Linked DNA regions of Homo sapiens: region 1 is linked to region 2. A link is a contact called in ENCODE Hi-C data. All regions are on one chromosome and are shown on one strand. Each heading gives the region's core, a stretch centred on a gene start or an enhancer-like site at or near the end of the contact. The rest is flanking DNA. Distances are from core to core; before and after follow the strand shown.

What was found. Hi-C counts contacts between places; a loop is a spot of excess contacts on that map. Pooled maps may share reads with other maps.
Region 1: a loop to region 2 is called in a pooled map, with 1.9 times the contacts of the local background. The contact joins the promoter of GKAP1 here to the promoter of FRMD3 in region 2. A Hi-C loop is called at or near these places in 1 of 50 pooled maps.

What each region holds. Positions count from the first base shown.
Region 1 is chr9:83,815,601-83,819,113 of GRCh38, reverse strand. GKAP1 (G kinase anchoring protein 1) reads left to right here and starts at 1,345. Exons shown (of 13, transcript NM_025211.4): 1 at 1,345-1,597; 2 at 1,987-2,118. It overlaps LOC101927552 (a long non-coding RNA gene), which reads right to left and starts at 1,448. Exons shown (of 6, transcript XR_001746793.2): 1 at 1,387-1,448; 2 at 1-713. RefSeq lists a silencer at 1,151-1,970.
Region 2 is chr9:83,537,096-83,540,241 of GRCh38, reverse strand. It overlaps FRMD3 (FERM domain containing 3), which reads left to right and starts at 1,841. Exons shown (of 14, transcript NM_174938.6): 1 at 1,841-2,157. The coding sequence starts at 2,011.

The sequences.
Region 1 (3,513 bases), core at 96-2,595, 280 kb before region 2:
CATCATTTTTACCTGGCCTACAGTAGATCTGTCCGTTTTTCCACCTCTGATTTCTGCTTCCCCTCACAGATAAATCACTAGCACAAAGAAAAAAAAAAACCTTCCTTTTCTTCCCCCAAACTTCTGAACCATAAAAACTCAAAATACTGAATTAAATATAAATTCATCCATTTGGTATCTTAGGCCCCATACTCCTTTGTCTTTTCTACCTCTCAACATACCCTGGAGTCTTTGCTCTTTCCCCAACACAACTTTCACTGATTCGCCTTCATATATATTCTCATGCTATCCCTGCTTGCTGTAAAACTCTCCCTGTCTCCTTCAAGGTCAATCCCAAATGCCTACTCCTTCATGCTGCCTTTCTTTCCTTATCCCCAAGACAGATATACACGGTTCTTTGATTCCCGGCAGTACTCTGCCACTTTTCACGTGGCACCTATCATGGTTTGTCTTTTATTGTCTGTTTTATCTTTGTTTTATTCCTTACTTCTTTGAAGGCAAAGGTATCTTCAACTCCCCTCTAACTCTGAAGCATCTTACCTGTGGGGCGTCTAATATTAGTTGAATCATGGGGATTTATGGAGATAATGTGATGCGCTGGTAAGCTAACAGAATTGGAAGCCAGTACAGCTGGGTGCCGGCTCTGCCGTTTATTAGCTGTGAGGTTTTGGGTAAGTCACTTAACTTCGCCTGTAAAATTAGTCCACTACGACCTGATGGAGAACCAAGGGAGATAACGTTAAAGCGCCCTGCAACTCTACAGGGAACTGAGCAATGTTAGTTATTTTCCTTACAGAGATCTGATGCACTCTTGCTACTGGAATCTTGACTTGCAGGACCATCCCTACTTCATTGCCTGGAGGTCGAACCCCAAGTTGCAGGGAACCCAAGCTACCAGGTCCCACTGCCCTTTTCCACTCCAGGGCCCTCTAACCGCTCTCCGCGTCGCAGGTGATCCTGCCTTGCTGCGGGGGAGTGGCCTAGAGTCTCACTCCCTCGGGAGGCCTCCCTCCTTCCACCCGCTTGAGGAGAGCCCTTCTCTTCCCTGTGACCCCGAAGACCGTGGCGCCGCCGCCTACGTGAGGCGTTTGGACCCTGCCCGGCCCCCGTAGCTCCCCTTCTCCAGCAGGTGGTTCTGGTCCTCTCCCCCAACTCGGGCGCTCACGTCACCGGCGAACCTCTAACCAGCGCCAGCGCCGCTACCAACCGCGAAAATAAACAAACCCCCGCGCTCGGCGGACGCGCCAGGCCCCGCCCCCGCCCCCGCCCCCGCCCCGAGGCTCTCACGCCGCCTCCTCCGCCCGGGCTTCCCTCCACCCTCCGCCCGCCCGCCTGCTCTCAGCCGCGCTCTCCCCGCCCCTCACCGCAGCCTGCAGCCGCGCTCACCTCCGCGGTCCGCCCCGGCGCCCCGGGACCCGTTAGTGCCCAGCCTGTGGGCCGACCGCGACCCCCGCCCGGCGCGAGCCTGCCCCCAGCTCTGCCGACACTTGACCCAGACCAGTCCCAACGCCCAGTGCGGCCGCCCGGGGAGCCGCGGGAGAGGCGGCGGCGGGGGGAGGAGGGAGAGGAGGGCCGAGCCGGCGGCACGGGAGGCCCGGTGAGTACGCGGAGGCGGGCCCGCCTCGCGGGTGTCCGCTCCGGCACCCCGGAGGCGTAGGCAGCGGCTCGACAGCGCTCCCCTCGGCGCCCCGGCCTCGGGTGGCGGGGACTCGGCCTGAGGCGACGGGCCCCACTGACCGGAGCCGCTGGGCAGAGGGCACGGGAGGGCCGCGGCCCGACGCTCGGCGCAAGGCTCGGGGCGGCGGGGAGGGACTCGCACCCGACTCCCAGGCCGGCGACCGCTGAGCCTCCCGAGACCCCGTGGGGGCCGCTCGAGTGACAGGTGCCACCGTCCCCTCCCCGCCGCTGGCGCCCGCGCTCCCTCCCGGGGAGCCGGGCGCTCGGAAATTTCTGGAGCAACGACCTGACTCGTTTTCTCCCTTTCAGGTTTTGAAGCCGCTTCTCTGCCCGAGTTAGGTTTCGCCCAGCGCAATTTCTTTCTCTATGTACTTTGCGAATAAGTTTCGGAGCATCGGTTAACAGCCTATGGGTGAAATTTGGCTTTCATTCATGAATGAGGTATAGTGAATTACTTTTTGAATATAGTGCTCCTCCTCCTCCCCCGCCAGCTATTGAAAAGTGATTTTTTTTTCTGTTATTGTTTGGAACAGCCTTACCGAATTTTTGTCAGATCTCTAGCATTAAGGTGCTTCATAAATATTGAACAGTAACGACAAAAATAGTTTATCAAATTGGCTGATTGCCTTTTCTCTTCCTCCTCTTTTTCACTCTTTACCTTCGCCAGATTTTTCAGAGTAGATGCAAGTGCTTTCATTAGAAGAACTAATGAAAGATCGTCTGTCTTACACTAAAAAGCCGGAGACACTTTTCTTCACCATTTAGCATTGTCTGTTGTGTAGTAAATGTGCTTGGGATTGTAACTGGAATCATTTAATAAATGTGACTTGTAGCTATAAAAATATTTGAGAAGCTTTTTGGCAAATTAAAATATTAAAAATCTTCATAGAAGTCTAGATTTCTTTTCTCAACAGATTTATAACACTATAGTAGCTTCAATTCTGGAGTAAGAGCAAAACCCAGAAGTTGACCAAAAGAACCTTGTGTGAAAATAGATGTATTTTACTCGTGGGAGAATCCCTCAGGTCCTCACTGAGTACCTGCTTGTATTTTTTGTTTAACTTTCTTGGCCTGCAGAAAGTGGGAGCTGCAGATTGGAGAGGGATCTCAGTACTTAACTATGAGAAAAAAATGGAGTTTGGGGCATACCCATTGGGTTTACATCACTTACAGTAAGTGTGTTTGGAGCAGAGTTTTAGTATGCACTTCACACTTGCTGATTGTGAACCCTATTTTTTTTTTTTCTTGAGGCGGAATTTTGCTCTTGTTGCCCAGGCTGGAGTGTAATGGCGCGATCTCGGCTCACAGCACCTTCTGCCTTCCAGGTTCAAGCAGCTCTCCTGCCTCAGCCTCCTGAGTAGCTGGGATTACAGGCGCCTGGCTAATTTTTTTTTTTTTTTTTTTTGTATTTTTAATACAGACGGTGTTTCGCCTTGTTGGCCAGGCTGGTCTGGAACTCCTGACCTCGTGATCTGCCCACCTCTGCCTCCCAAAGTGCTGGGATTACAAGTGTGAGCCACCACACCTGGCCTGTGAACCCTAATTTTTAAGAAGCCAAAGTGAAAGATACTGTTTGGTTATCTGAAGAACAGAACATGAAATAACACAATTTTTTATTTCACCAGGTGTTAAATCAGTGATACTTGGTGCCATTTCATATTACGCTCAGTTAATTTCGATCTAAGTTATATTTCAGTGAGGCCACACTAATTGGCATCTACATTAATACCTTTTTTTGGTCAGGCTAATTGGTAGTGTTAATAGAAGATGGCTATCATTCATCTCATAAAAAGTAATATATTTGGTTGTTCTTGATTTAAGGATTTTATATGTATA
Region 2 (3,146 bases), core at 592-3,091:
GATCTCTGGGCTGTCTGCTCTTTTGGCTAGCAGAGATGATCCAGTTTTCAACTTGGGGCAGGTCCCATCCCTGCCACCTCATATGTGCATATGGGGATTTACAGATTACAGCTGTAAGATGTCCTCCACTGACCCGGTGTCATACCAGCTTCCCAGCCACCTGTGGGATGAACAGGTGTTCTCTCCTTTGAAATGAGAAAAGAAATGGAGAGACTTTTCAAAGATCCCCAGGATTAGCCAGTAGCTGGGCCAAGAATGAAATCCACATCTTCCCATACCCTCAATACTGACCTCTCCATCAGGATCTGCCCTAACATTTGAAGGGCCCAGCTCAAGAGCCTACATGAATGCCCCATACTATCATCTAAATATTCATAAGCAATAGTCAGCTATTGAGTGCTACATAAAACATTCTCTATCCTCCTATCTTGACAAATTGTTGCAATTTGGAATTTCCAGGAGCAGATACTGAGACTGAGTTTGTCCTGTGTGGTATTTATTAGTGATCAACAGGGAGAGGAGGCAGGAGCAGGCAGAGAGAGAAGTCCAAATGCAATGCGGACTCCCCCAAACCTTAGCCAACCCCACTAGGTGTCCTAGAGAATATATGGCCCACCAGACTGTCCAGGGCAGGTAAAATTTGTGTGCCACTCTTCCTCGACCCCCAGGACAGGGCATATCTTTGGATGAGGGGACTCTATGCAGGCACAAACCTTGAAAAAGCTGACAGCTGGTCAACACCTCCTCTTCTAACAAATGTTCCTTCCTAATGACCTGTTCTGCTCCGGCAAGAGCAACAGGGTGAGAGGACTTCCATCTCTCCCAGCTCCTGGACATTCTAGTGCTCACATTCAAGCTCCATACCCCTGACTCAACAGCTGCTCCTGGCCACTCTCGGGCCTACGGTACCTGACACAGTGGCTCTAGCCACCTTGGGGACAACAGAGAGGCAGGATACCTCCTACCTTCAACACCCTGGAGGCGCGTGGGGAATTCCAGAGTCCTCAATACCCAGAGATTGGACTAAAACGGGATGGGGCACATCCGCTTTGCCATTAGACCTCTTAATTCCTGAGCAACCGGGAACTGGAGGAGGTCTGTAAAGCAGGGGAGTAGGATAGGAACCTATCCCTCTTGCTCGGGTCAAAGGTATGCTATCAAAGATCACACTAAGATGTTGGGAGATTTAAAGGAGGATTTGCACATGGAAGGCTCTTTTTTGGAGAAAGAGACTGAGTCCTAGCTAGCATTAAATAAAACAATGGCTTAAACAATCTCCATGAGTACCAGAGATTTTTACTATTAGCGATATTCCTGGTGTAGCCGTGTCAGGGCTGTCACTCTCTCTGTCACTCGCCCTGGGCCCAGCAATCCTTTCCCGAGGCGGAATCCCCCTGGCGGTGTGGGTCAGGATCGCTCTCCGTCCCCTACCCGCGCCAGGTCCCTGGAGCTGAGCAGAGCAGGGCGCTGTCGAGCGCGTTGGGGAGCCGGGGCCGGGACGAGCACAACCGGGAGCCCGAGCGACAGCGGCCAGGGGAGGGAGGAGGCGGTGAGGCTGAGGAAGGCAGTCGGGCCCAGCTTGACGCAGCGGCGGCTGCGACTGAGCAGGCCACCACCAGGGCACCCGGGCCAGCCGCGCCAGCCATCCCTCCGCCTCCTCCTTCAGCTGCTCGGCGCGCGTGGGAGTGAGTGCGTCGCGAGCCCGCCGGGGGTCTCAGGCTCTGGGCGTCCTCGGCGAGCGAGCCCGGGCAGAGGGAGGCGCACGAGCGCGCGCGACAGAAGGAGGCGGGGAAAGGAGGGGGCGAGGCGGAGGCGAGCGAACAGAGGGAGGGACCCGCCCGCCGCGCCCCGGCCGCTGGGCATGTGTGTCCGCAGGCGCCCGACGCTGCCGATGTCCCGGGGCTGAGCCGCGCCCAGGTGTCCCGGACAGTGCGTGCGAGCGTGTGTGTCCGCGCAGGCGAGCACCGCGCCGGCCCTGAGCCTCCCGCTCGCTCCCCACGGCCGCGGTGCATGTTCGCCTCCTGCCACTGTGTGCCGAGAGGCAGGAGGACCATGAAAATGATCCACTTTCGGAGCTCCAGCGTCAAATCGCTCAGCCAGGAGATGAGATGCACCATCCGGCTGCTGGACGACTCGGAGATCTCCTGCCACATCCAGGTGCGCGTGGAACCGGGCGAGGGCGCGGGGCACACGCCGGGAGCAGGGCGGGGGGCCTTTGCGGTGGGCATGCGAGAACAAGGAACCCACTCCCGGAGGGGATTGGGGGACTGCTAGAAAGCCAGATTTCGATTCCTCAGGCCTCTGAGGGTGGGGGGCCTTATCCTGGCATGGAGGGGCATGGTGCCCTGCAAGCGCCAGGCACGCGTTATCCGCGCCCAGTCTCCTTCCCCTCGCGTGCACCCTGCGCGCGCGTCTCACTGCGCCCGGGCTAGGGGCGCGGGGCAGCTGCCTCCGGAGGGACTCTGGCCCCTCTGGGCCCTACTCCGCCAGGAGATGGGAGCTCCGAGGGCTGAGAGGGGCACCTGCATGTCGCCCACTGGTATTTCCTCCCTTCTTCCACGTGGAGAAGGCATGCATCAGCTGGGTTCACTCATTTCTGTCTCCCGCGCCCAGGCTCCGGAGACGCCCTCAGTCCCGGAACCTGCTTTCCGCTCCGTGTCGGTCCCCCTCACCCTCCGCCGGTGGTCTTTAGTTCTCCGCGTGGGGCGGTGGCGAAGTTTCCCCAGAGTGAGAGAGGCCGGGCTGCCCTGGGCGCCAGCCTTGAGGGATGGAGCGCGCGCTGCGCCGGACTGGAGCTACCTCGAAAGGAATGTGTGAAGTCTGAGTGTTTCGGAGAAAGGAAAAGGGATTGTGAGGCCAGCAAGTGGGGAGCCCTGCAGGAACCTGGGTCCTGGGTAAAAGAGCCCCGTGGAATCTTGGTGGACATTCACTGTCGCCCAAGTTGGAGGAGAAGGCGAGTTGTTTGGGAGAAGGCAGCTTTGCTGGCAGCCCTGTCCTCGGGTAGTAAGTGCCTCTGGGCTGTCAGGAGAGCTAGTGTGAGGTGCAAAGGTGTGTGTGTGCATGTGGTTGCGCGTGCGTGTGCATATTTGCTGTGGGTGAATATGTAGGCAGGTGGGAGCCCCTCTTCCAGGACCCCAAAGATGCCC